Regions from separate parts of the Homo sapiens genome. Here region 2 is linked to region 1. A link is an interaction called in ENCODE POLR2A ChIA-PET data of the cell type or tissue named here. Cell type or tissue: Caco-2. All regions are shown on one strand. Links, peaks and the distances in the headings refer to the core of each region. The heading gives the core; the rest is flanking DNA.

The links. ChIA-PET counts read pairs that join two places held together with the same protein. Peaks named below come from ENCODE experiments on the same cell type or tissue, not always from the same donor. Only the 100,000 strongest peaks of a DNase experiment are listed, where the experiment ranks them.
Region 2: POLR2A ChIA-PET joins it to region 1 with 9 read pairs; 2 of 35 experiments call an interaction of 5 or more read pairs at or near these places.

What each region holds. Positions count from the first base shown.
Region 1 is chr3:56,051,374-56,057,670 of GRCh38, forward strand. The region is part of intron 7 of ERC2 (ELKS/RAB6-interacting/CAST family member 2); the gene reads right to left. Among named protein-coding and RNA genes, the nearest start is that of MIR3938, 200 kb to the left of the region's middle. In Caco-2, for the core only: no CTCF peak of the experiment used is centred there; DNase peaks (open chromatin) are centred at 2,588, 3,698 and 4,778.
Region 2 is chr3:55,965,626-55,971,922 of GRCh38, forward strand. All of the region lies in intron 12 of ERC2 (ELKS/RAB6-interacting/CAST family member 2), which reads right to left. Among named protein-coding and RNA genes, the nearest start is that of MIR3938, 120 kb to the left of the region's middle. In Caco-2, for the core only: no CTCF peak of the experiment used is centred there; no DNase peak of the experiment used is centred there.

The DNA.
Region 1 (6,297 bases), core at 447-5,446:
GGCAAATAATGATGGACTGCCTTCACACATATTTTTTAGAAAAAAAGGGGGTGGGAGTGCAGAGAGAGAGGGAGACAACCTTTGGTCACTTGTAAGATACTGAAATGCCAAAAAAGAAGAAGTGAAAAGTCGTTTTCAGTGTTTCTTTAAATCATCCTTGCAGAGAGAAGATATCTTTGTTTTCAACATCAATCTTGAGAACCAGAGCTCAGAGATGAGACCAGACTTAAGCAAAACAGGACACTGACTTCCATCAACACCATACACTGGGCAGCTACCCCATCTCTACTTAAAATACAAAAATTAGCCGGGTATGGTGGTGTGTGCCTGTAGTCCCAGCTACTCAAGAGACTGAGGCAGCAGAATTGCTTGCACCCAGGAGGCAGAGGTTGCAGTGAGCCGAGATCGCGCCACTGCACTCCAGCCTGGCGACAGAGTGAGACTCCATCTCAAACACACACACACACACACACACACACACACACACACACACACACACACACACAAATTTAACCTGGTCACATTTATTTGTCAGAGTTAGTGTCCTAAGATGTAGAAAATAGCAACTCCTGCTGTTGTTTAGACACAATAAATTGAGTATAAACTATGTTCTCTTAGGTCCTTGTGGCCCCAGAGAGAAAACCAGACTTTGAGAAATATAGGCAGTGCATGCACTGTCCACTTCGCTTTAAAAGAAACTACAAAAAACAGTCACACAATTCTAGTAATGTGCTGTTGGCCCAGACTGTAAAATCCCAGCATGTCTCCAACCAAGTTCAGAGGAAGCGCCATCAAGGATGCCCTATGGGTAGCTTAACAGTCATTGCAGACCTGTTTGCTCTGTGAAAAGCTACAAGATGCTTTCAGCCAGAAAAAGAAAAAGAACTCAAAATGATGTGGCCACATGGATTCTGTCCTGGATTCTGTTCTCAATCCACTTTAGGTTTTAGAGACATTAAATAGAGAGCCAGTATTACGGGAAAAGGCAGCAGTATGCTAATGCGCAGGGTCAGCAAACTCCCGCCCACAGGCCAGTTTCCGGCCCACCACCTGTTTTTGTAAACAGAATTTATTGAAACCCAGCCAATATCTATACTTGCTGTAGTACTACAAATGGCAGAACTGAATATTTGCAATGGAGGCCATCTGGCCCTTTAAGAAAACATCTGATGACCCTCAGACCAGTGAATATGAGGAGATATTTAAATTCTGTGTGTGTTGGGCAGGTTAGCTAATGTCTTTGAGCCTCATTTTATCCACAGTAAAATGGGATAATAGTAACACCTATCCCAGAAGGTAGTTATCGCAGCTACAAGAGTTAATGCAAATGTAGAAAGCAAGGGGGAAATGGAATTTTAAGAGCTGGGACCCGAGTTGCATTTTGAGAGAAGTGTTGCTGTTGCTTAGGGAAGTATGAACCACTATTAGTAGTACTAATCTTTCCCACATAATCATAGGACTGTCAGCCCTACCCTATCTGAAAATAGTGGAGTTGAAGTGTCTTCATGCTCCTCTGCCTCCTGACAGACCACACCTCCAGCCTCTCATCTTTCCCACACTCTTCAGGTGGGGTAGGACTGACAGTGTGAAGAAAGGTAGTCAGGTGGGCCAAGGAAAAAAGTAGGTAAGGGAAGAAGCTGAACACATGGCAAGCTGCTGAAACAAGCAGGCAAAGTGACTGATGAAAAACTCCACATGGCGAGGCAGCACCAGCTTTGTGCAGAATCAAGGAAGCCTGATGCTCCACTTTCTCAAGTCCTCCTTGTTATGATTATAAGCCCTGCTCTCCCAACCTAAGGTTTCAGGAAAGACTGCTCAGCCCACATGCCTTGTGTGAGTGGTAAGAGGAGAAGTTAAAGGGAAGAGGCTGTGTGCCACGAGTGGGTAAACTGAACAACCAGACCCACAGGGAAAAGAGGTGTAAGTGAGCAGTATAACGGGGATGGAAATTCACACCTGGAGGGCATTCTGGAAAGAGGAGACTGTGAGGGATGGGGAGAAGTGGGGAGGAATGGGCTTCTTTCTGGATGTGGGGTAGAACATGTAAGCTGTATTTACATCTCAAAGGACAGGATGACCTCAGGTGGCACCCGAGTTACACACATCAAGAACTTAGCTCAACAACTGACATATAAAACATTTTCCTGATCTTTTACATGTCCTTGCCATTACAATTATTGTTGGAATCATTATTTACTGGAAGCCAGAAAACTTGATTCCCATTGCTTTTCTATCTCAGGATCTCAATCAAGCCGTTTAGCCACTTTAGAACCTCAGCTTCCTTATCTACAAAAATGGGCATAATAGCTGCCCCGATGACTCCACTGGATTTACGGAAGGGATCAAATGGAAAAACATGTGTACTATGAAAATTATAAGTCCCCTTCGCAATGTAAGGTGGCATCATTAAGAAGAAGTTGACTTTTTTTTTTTAAGTAAAACCTTAACCAGCCTAACCCTTAAAACCAAAACTTCAAAGCTCTTGAAGCAGTTTACATTTCTCCCCTCTTAATTCCAGGCAATAAAACTGTAACCTCCTCAAAGTTACAGGAGATACAAAGACGCAGACAGACCAGCTGCAGCTCATGGTCCACCCCCACCCCGAATAGGCTGAGATCATTTATTCAAAAGCACACCTTTGAATCATCTGTAAACACTTCCTTCAAGTTCCCAGTAAGTTAAACTTTGCTAACAGCTGGCAATTATATGGCAATTATTACACCCATTTTGTTCTTAGGCTTAAAGTTATACTCTCTGGAAAAACAGAGAATGATATAAAGTTGGTCTTTTACTAAAATTGTGTACAGTACCTGCCTCCCGACCCATTGCTTTTTAGGAAATGTCAGGCAGTGCTTAAAGAGAAATAGCAGGACTGTGCCCACACATGGGCCAGAGTGATGAATCTGCTTTGAATTGGAATAAGGAAAAACAAACATCGTTGAACGGGGGAGATTTAGTTCAAGGGTTTCAAAGTAAAAATTCCAGAGATAGCTCCATTTCAAACCACTGCACCCAATTTTGAGATAACATATGAATGAAGTCTAGATGTGGAACATGATGGGAATACAGCTATATTACTGAATAAATGCCTTTCATATATATGATAGCATATTTAAATATGATTGGCTATATAACGTATCAAATGTCTATTACGTCCTATCATCTCTGTTGGGTACCTTGTCCCCCCTGCTGGATACTTTTAACATCCATTGTATCATTTCATTCTCCTAATAATCCTATGGAAAAGATACTGTGTTCTTATTTTATCGATGAGCAAACTGCGGCTTCAAGGGATACAACAACTTGACTCAGTCCATACAACTAGTAAGTCCCTAGTTCAATATACTGTCTGTGGATAAAATATGGGTCATCTCTTTTAGAAAGGCATTTACAATCAAGTTGCTTTGCCAACACTCAAGCAAGCAAGTTGGAGAAAACTGTTGCAGTAACAATCAAAAGCCTGTTTTCAAGATGCTTCCATTTTTATTAAGTCATTCAAAAATTGCCCTCATGCTCTGTATATGTAGTCTTATATCAAAAAGCGATTAAGATCTGACATGGGCCAAATGTCGGTCTTCAGAGGCTCACAGCCCTCATGGCAGTGCGATGTAATTCAATATTGCAACACTGAGGCTCGGAAAGACAATGCGCGTGTTAGGTTGCAGCATTCATTACCTCAGGCGAGACACAGGCCCTCTGTGTATACACTATCAAAGCCCCACTAAACTTAAACTGAAATGCCAAACACGGCGACCTGGGCCCCGTTAATCAACATCTGCTCAACAGTTTGCCTCTTTCCACCAGCTAGCAAAGAGAATGCCATACAGCTTTTGTGCTGTAAAACCTGGGTAGGCTGAAAGAACAACCTGAGCTGGTGCCTTCTAGCTGGGATGGCAGTATTCCCTGATGGGGAGGGCAGACTTAGGGGAGAAAAGACAGTCATAGTTGCCTTTGAGTTTCAGAGATTTTCACTCCCAGCAGAATAGCAAATGAAGCAAGTCATTTTCCTCCCTTCCAAGGAGTGATATCACTTTTTTTTCAGACAATAAAATACATGGAAAGTGAAATGGTTTGATTATCTTTAGCACCAGTAAATTTTATTGTAATCCATGGCCAAATATATTTATGTCTGGTTCTGATATACAACCTTAGCTCCTATTGTTCAGAGGAAATTTTACTTAAAAGACGTTAGTCATTAAGTCTGCCCTGAAGAGCTCAAGCAGAGCTTTTCCTACTAGAATGTCCCGTATAACAGGCGAGACAGACAAACTGCAGAGGTAATGGAGGCTGGCTTCCAAATCTGCCACTCTCCGGGGGCCTATCAGCCCCATCATTAGTACAACACAGCTGCAGAGAGACTCTTCTTATTTTCAGTGAATTCATTCCATCCCAACTTCTTGGCCAATCCCACTCTCAGTCTCCCCTCTCTCTATCTGCACTTGCATGCCCTCATGCTGAGAATTGCCACATTGTGGTTGGTTCTGTCTGCCCACATTTCAACAACAAATAACAGCCTGGGTGGCTCCAGGTTTCATGGGGCCTGAATTTGATAGGAGTGTGGAAGGGGGGTTTCTTTAAAGAAAAATCTTACTTTTGCAAAATTTACAAAAACATAAACATGAGAATACACTGCCAGAGTTTTGGAAGAGACTTGTGCAAAGGAGGGGGCATGAACTTAAGCACCATTAGCTTTCCAGCAAATTCATCTCTGGTATGTAATAATGTTTACTGAGTGATGTCCACATAACCCTCAGTCCATCCTGTCTCACCAGACCAAGAGCTTAACCTTTGCCATGTGACAATTCTTCCTTCATCTGGAGACAAATGCTTTTGAACACCTGTCCCTAGAGGACATAAGGTTTGGTCTGCTCAATTGCTAAGAGATAATTTATGAAAGTCCCCATAAAGAGAGGGAAAGAAGACATGAAATGTCATTTGGTCTTTATAGTTTCCTCAATGTCATGAGGGTGTTGCATGCTTGCTATGACTTTGTTTCTCTTGAGAAACAGGAGAAACCTACTTCTCAGTGCCCCAGATAAGAAAGGAAAAGTTACAACTCAGTGGCCTCTCCACCAACCACCTCAGAAAAGAAAGACACAAATGAACAACACTGACCAGGTCATGTCCTTGAAGCTGATCTGGACAAAATCTGTTTCCCAAATATGTATGTATTATGTATCATACATTATTATGTATGGGCCTTGTGAGAGAGTTGGGGCCTCCTAGCACTACTTGGACATAGGTGTCAATCTTTAAGACCTGAGAGATCTGTGCTGGTAATAGCTGGACGTTACTTAATACCCTCTGAGTTGAGAATAGACGAGATGATGTGACAAGTGCTCTCTGACCGGTTTTGGTCTCTTAGAGCTCTCAATCCTGCACTTAACTGCTTTATTGAAAAGCCAATCAATATATTAAGAGACTGGAATGAATGAAGACACCTTCCCTGGTCAATAGGCATACTCTTTTTTAAAAAAGGATTCATTAGGCGCCAGTTATTGTACTGAGCTCTTTTCACTCATTCTCCATGAATCCTCATGGCTTCTCTACGAGGTAGGTACCATGATCATGTTCATTACAGATATGGGGGCAACTAAGGTTGAGAAGGGTAAGGAACTTGTCTAACCTACATAGTTAAAAAAGAGATAAGCCAAAATTTAACCTCAGGTCTTTTCTTCCTCCCATTTCCCCAATAAGATCCTTTTATTTCTTACCTTCTCCTCCTTCCCCCACAAACACACCATTAAACAATGGCTCTAAATCTTAACACTTATTTTTTATATTTTATTTCTAATTACAGTAAAATATACAAGCAAGATTTACCATCTCAACCATTTTTAAGTGTCCACTTCAGGGGCATTAAGTACATTCATATTGTTTGCTGTGCAGTCATCACTGCCATCCATCCACAGAATGATTTTCATCTTACAAAACTAAAATTTTGTACCTATTAAATAATAACTCCTTATCTTAACATTTCTTGTTTAATTTTTCTTTCTTTCTTGTAATGTGTCAGCATCAGGCCCCACATTGCTTACTCATTTCTTGGTTTTGCTTTGGGCCTATAAAATCTTCAGAACAGTTGTATTCTTCTTAATTAGAAAGCCTCCATCAAGACCCCAGCTGACTGGGTTGTGTTCTGGCATAGCTGCATGGTTCTTTCGCCTAAGATGTACCTAAAATGCAGTACCAAAGCAACTTCCCAGAACCTTGTTTTCATCTGTTAAACTGGAATCCAAACAGTACCTACCTCACTGACATGTGGGTGTTGTGAAGATTAAGATAATCATTCATTGT
Region 2 (6,297 bases), core at 910-5,909, 85 kb before region 1:
ACTTCTTCCAAACTATTTTCATTAATGCAACTTAAGGCATCTGGAAGGCTTAACTTATGCTCAATGGGGGGTTACGGTAATTTATGCATCCTTACACTTTCCCAAGTATTTATCCCCATGACAACACACTACAAAAATAAATGGCTGATCTTTCCACTCTTCTTCTCGTAACTCAAACCTCTTCTCTTAGTCTGATGTGAATGAGTAAAACAGAATCAGTGGTGGGTGGTGGATGAAGCAAAAATCAATGAAGGATAACAAAGTGGCAGAATTATCGGCAAAGAGGGCATAAACCACTTCCCCCTGATTAAATGAGAAGACAGAACAAACCACTTCCCCACACAATTGCCTCAACACAACCACTTCCAAAATCCACCGCTAAAATGTCACCTGTTTCAGTTTCACTTGATGACATATTTTTCCTAACCCAGTGGTTTCCAAATAGCGTTCTACCAGTACTAGCTCTAGGGTATGTTAATAACGTTACCAAAAAACAAAAACAAAACCAACAAACAAGGGGCTAGGGTCAAATAAGTCTTGAGAGCCCATGTACAGATTCCTGACCCCTGGAACATAAGCCTTCCCTCTTCTTGACCAAGCCTATTTCCTCAATGGACATAATCCTCCATACTAGAGTCATGACAGGAACTTTACCTAGTGGGATTCATGAAAATCCTGGGTACCCACAGTTTTTCATGCCCTTTCTAGTTTCCACCTGGATGGCAATGTTTCTAGAGCTCCCAGGGGCAGGGTGGCCAAACATTTAGGAATGTTACCCTATCTAAAACCCACAGAGCAGCCACTAGGATCTCCAACTCAGGTGCCTAAGCATGTATGCCATAGAATGTAGCATTTGATCAGCATCTCTTTGGACCAGGCAATGTTCATGTTGTATATACACCTCATTTAATCCTCACGACAATCTTATGACATAGATATTACATAGACCAGAAAAATGAGGAAGAGCAGGAAAGCAACGTGCTTAGAAGGCTCATCTAGCTAGAGGGAGGCAGTGCTGGAGCTCCACCCCAATCTATTAGACTCCAAAATTCATGTCACTTTCCTAACTGAATACCTCTGATTTACCACACTTCCTAATTCCCTGTTATCAGAGCTAACCATGATAATCCTACCACCAAAAAGAAAAAATTCACTGGGCAGCTGTAAGACTGTTTATCCAAAGCTACATGACTCCCACCCACCATGGGCTGTTCCAAGTGCTTTCTCTCCTTCTCACCACAGAAAACTCAGTAAATACCCATTTTTTCCCATCAGAGGACAAACACACAATCACATGCATACATATATATTTATATTTATTTCACACACACATATCCCTAAACAGTGCTTGTGAGGCATCTCTCTTTTACATGTAGGCTCTGCCTTCTGTATAACAGAGACATTGCAAAGACTAAAAACTATCTGATACTCCTTGAAAATAGACAGACAGGAGTAAGCTTACTCTAACATTCTTCATACAGCATCTAAGGAAACGTTATCAGTGAATAGCTGAGATTTGAGAAATAACTAAAGTTTTCGAAAATTCCTATGGGATAATGTATGGATAACTCTTTATTAAATGTAGCTGTAGCATAATTTAGAAATGAGAAATAATTTAAAGTCATATTGTATAGATGGATTTTTCTATACTAGTAGGTAATAAGTCAAATTTTTTAAGAAAAACACCAACACTAATTAGATGAATATGAAAAATATTTCATTAAGATTCAAGATAAAGCAGAAAAAAGGAACTGATTTGCAAAAATTAGGTGTTTTCCTGATGATAGGGTCTCAACCTCGTATTTCTCAGCCCATGCAGTGATTCTGATTACTATTAGGCCCTTTTTCTGGTATAAATCCTAAATTATTTCTTGTTGTACCTTATAAAATCAGAATTCTTCCTTCAAAGAAGAAATTTATAAGAAAAACTTGCCCCTTTCTCAGCTGAAGAAACTGAAAACCCTTATGAAATCAACATCTTCAAAGCCCAACCCATGAAGAAAGCAACATTTTATCTGCTGTGGTTTAAATGTGTCCCCCAAAGTTCATGAGTAGGAAACTTGATCGCCTATGCAGCAATGCTGGAAGGTGGGGGCCTAATGGGAGGTGTTTGGGTCATGGAGGCACCGTCCTTATGAATGGATTAATGCTGTTGTCCTGGGAGTGGGTTCCTTATGAAAGGACAAGTTCAGCCCTCTCTCACCGTTTCTGTTGTACTCTCTTGCCCTCTCTTGCCTTTCTGCCTTTCTGCCTTTCTGCCTTTCACCATGGGCTGAAGCAGCAAGAAGGCCCTCACCAGATGCCAGCTTCCTGATCTTGGACTTTCCATCCTATAGAAATGTGAGAAGTAAACTTCTGTTCAGTATAAATTACCCAGTCTGTGGTATATATAGCACCACAAAACAGATACTATTCAAAAATAAAGTGTCAAATTCTTAATAACTTGTTGTTTCATAGTGAACTCAAATCTGCTTTCCTTATATTTTTAATTACTTGATTTTCTATTATTTTCTTTTTTTAACATTATATTTTAATATGGATCTTCTAGAAAATCAGAGTATTGGCTTACATTCCAAATGTAGAAGTGAAATGACAAGGAACAGTAATTTCCCTGGCTGTTGATGTTTATTTTCTATGTTGCTGTTTGAAGGAAACTGATTAAAAGAAAACTCCTGGCAACACCTGAAAACATGATGACTCAGAAAAAGAATCACAGTTTTCTCACCGAACAAATTGTTGGGAGTAGAATATTTCTGATATAGATTTAGAAATCTCTATGAACTGAAGGCATTTCCTGGGCAATTAATCAAGAGAAACTTTTACATAAAAACACATCTCGATTGAGCTATTTGCGTAAGAGCCCACAAGCTGCAATGACTAATTATAAGTCTCAGACCTGTGCAGTTTGCTGAAATGCTTTTCTCCAGGCCGTCAAAAACACCATGACAACACACAAATTCAACAAGAATAAACTAACAATGGGAAGCTACAATTACAGAAAGGAATTATTCAAAGTATGTGACCTTTGCACAAAAATGATACACGTTTATTTGATACTACTGACTCTCCTCTATTTCCGCCCTTTGATAGGTCTGTGTAATTCTCATTAACAATAATGAGAGATATGTGCTAAAAATGAATAGCTGCTAACTCCAGCCATCTGTGCATTCCTGGTACAAATAAAATTGAATGTCATCACTACCCTATTGGATTTCTCAGTAATGCTCTTTGCTGATAAGAACTTTAAAAAAATACCAATGGCTTTTTTTCTTTTTCTAACTCATAAAAAACATGCCCATTCCCCTTGCTACATAAAGGGGTCTATTCTACTCGGAATCCAGGCAGCCACTGAGAGGTGAGGGTGAGATAAATCCTTGCTTATCAAGATAACTGTTTCCCCAGTCAGTATAAATGGAGACAAAGTATACCCAGACTCGAATGATTAAAATGGCCAAATTCTTAGCAGGTTAACTCATTACTTTTCATCCTTCTCTTGCCAGCCCTGAAAGCTAAGTAGCTGTCTTAACAGCCTGCAGCAATCACTTCCAAACAACTCTCCTGCCCTACAGGAGAAAATTAAAGGTAAAATGGACTTAATTCATTTTTCCTTTATGAATTACTGGCTGTCAAAAATTTGAGAAAGGTCCCAAGCTTTAATGGATACTTTTGGAAAGAGAGATCATGTGCTATAGAACCCAAGATGGTATGCTGGAGAGCCAGAAAAGCTGGAAAACTGGAAAGTCGCTGGTCAGGAATTTTATACACATACACACACACACACACACACACACACACACACACACACACACACCCTTCACCACTGTATATACAGGAAGAGAGAAGCCAGTATGACCATCTCCAGTCCCAGCCAAATGTCTCTGCAGTGACAACTGAAGAACACATAGCATCACAGGGCCACATGGTTCTACCTTCACTTCCCTAAGCAGCCAGTTGACCTGCAGTAAGCCAGCCTTTGCAAGAGCACCTCCATACACCCCTTTCAGGGTTGAGTGTTAAGTCCTGCTTCCGAAAACCCAAGGGTCTAATGATCAGGTGAATTGCTTCTTCCTCTAGAGCCACACAGAAGGCTGTAGTGCTTGGGATCCTCTCTTAGGTTTGATCATTAGATCTAGTTTTATATGACATACGATGACAGAACTGCTAAGAATATTTATTAGCTTGGCTAACAACTAAAGAAAAAAATGGTAATCACAGCTCTCTGGAGAGGCTTTTTAAATTTCATTTTATGGCACTATAAAATGAGGCCATACCCTGAGCATTTAAATGGGCAAATTATTTGGTTGGAAGTAGCTCAAATTTTGAAGTTCAGTCACACTGGTAGACATAAAAACTAAGCAAATATTCAAGGTAAGCATCCATTTCAAAGGTAACTAAGACATTACCAAAAGAGAGGAAGCATTTATTTCATATAAATGGCCGCATGTGTGTTGCAGGAGCATATATGTTTGGGGTCAAGGTTCGCTTTATTTTAAAGTTTTGGCAAAATGTAGTACCTCATTGAACCATCAAAAAAGCAGTGCCAATATAAAGCTGTCAGCTAGTAATTTATTTGTAAACAACATGTTTAATTATAATAGCGCAAATAACAAATCACAAATCAACTTACTTTCTCTGAGAGCAAAATTTTTAAAACTATTCCCTTTACAACTTATTAAAAAAATTTAGTATTGTGTATTAAACAGGATTTTAAAAGGACATATCAAATACTAATAATTACTAATTAGTAATATTACTAATTACTATAGTAGTATTAGTAATAAAAATTACTAATATACAAGAAAAACTAACAGTCATATATTTAATAAGGGTCTAGCATCTAGAATATATAAATACCACAACTCAACAATAAAAAGACAAATAACCTAATTAAACATGGGCACAGAATTTGAATAGACATTTCTCCAAATAAGATATACAAATGGCCAATAAGACCATGAAAAGATCTTCAATCTCACTAGTCATTAGAAAAATGTAAATCAAAACCACAATGAGATACCACTTCATACCCAATAGGATGGCTATGGTCAAAAAGAAAAATAAGAAGAAGTGTTGGTGAGAATGCAGAGAATTTAGAACAATTATTTATTGCTAGCGGGAATGTAAAATGGCACAGCCACTTTTGAATACAATTTGGCAGTTCCTCAACAAGCTAAACATAGTTACCACGGGACACAGCAATTCCACTTGCAGATATACAGCCATGAGAAGTGAAAACATATATTCAAACAACAACTTGCACATGAATGTCCATAGCAATATTTTTCATATCAGCTAAAAACTGGAAACAACCTAAAAGTCAATCAACTGATGAAAAGATAAACAAAATGTGGTATACCCACACAATGGAATATTATCAATAGAAAGGAATGAGATGGTGATACATACTATAACATGGATGAAACTCAAATACATTATGCTAAGTAAAAGAAGTCAGTCACACAAAAACACATAATATATAATCCCAATTAAATAAAAGGTCTCAAATACTCAAATACTTAGATTAGTCGTTGCCAGGGGCTGGGGGAAAGAGGGAATAAATGAGGGAGAGGGGAGTGACTGCTAATGGGTATGGGGTTTCTTTCTGGGGTGATTAAATTTTAATTCTAGAATTAGAGGGTGGTGATGGTTGCACAACCTTGTGAATATACCAACAATCACTTAATTATACACTTTAAAAGGGTGAATTTTATGGTATGCAAATATATCTTAATTAAAAAATTACAAATGCTAGTAATAAAAAATTAAATGCTATAAAAAAGTTTATAAAAAGAAAACTTATATTGTCCCTCCATCTTCCCCAATAAACCACTCTCACTGTTAAGGGTTTTCTGTCAATCTTTCTAGAAATTTTTTAGGCATAATGCAAGCATAGACACATCTTTAAAAATACAGTGGACAATACTATACATTTTACAGTATGTCTTGGACATCTTTCCATGTCAGTAACATATAGATTGGGGTATGAAGAAGGGGGCTGGAGAGAGAGAATGGAGCTGAAAGAAGGAATGCCAGAAAGGAACTGAAATCACCCTCTGGGTGGTGGAGGAGTAAGGATCAGTACCTTTCTCAAATTTTCAAATGTCTGTTGAACAATCCTGGATATCCTACATACATCTTAATATATTGAAATTAAAATCTCAACTGTTGCCTCCTCATAGCCAAAATCACCCTCCTTCTTCTGTACCCTTTATCTTCATTAAACCACCCAAGATTGGGAGTCAAAGAGGAGTGAGTCTTCCATATTCCCAGAACATCACACACAATAGATCACTGTGC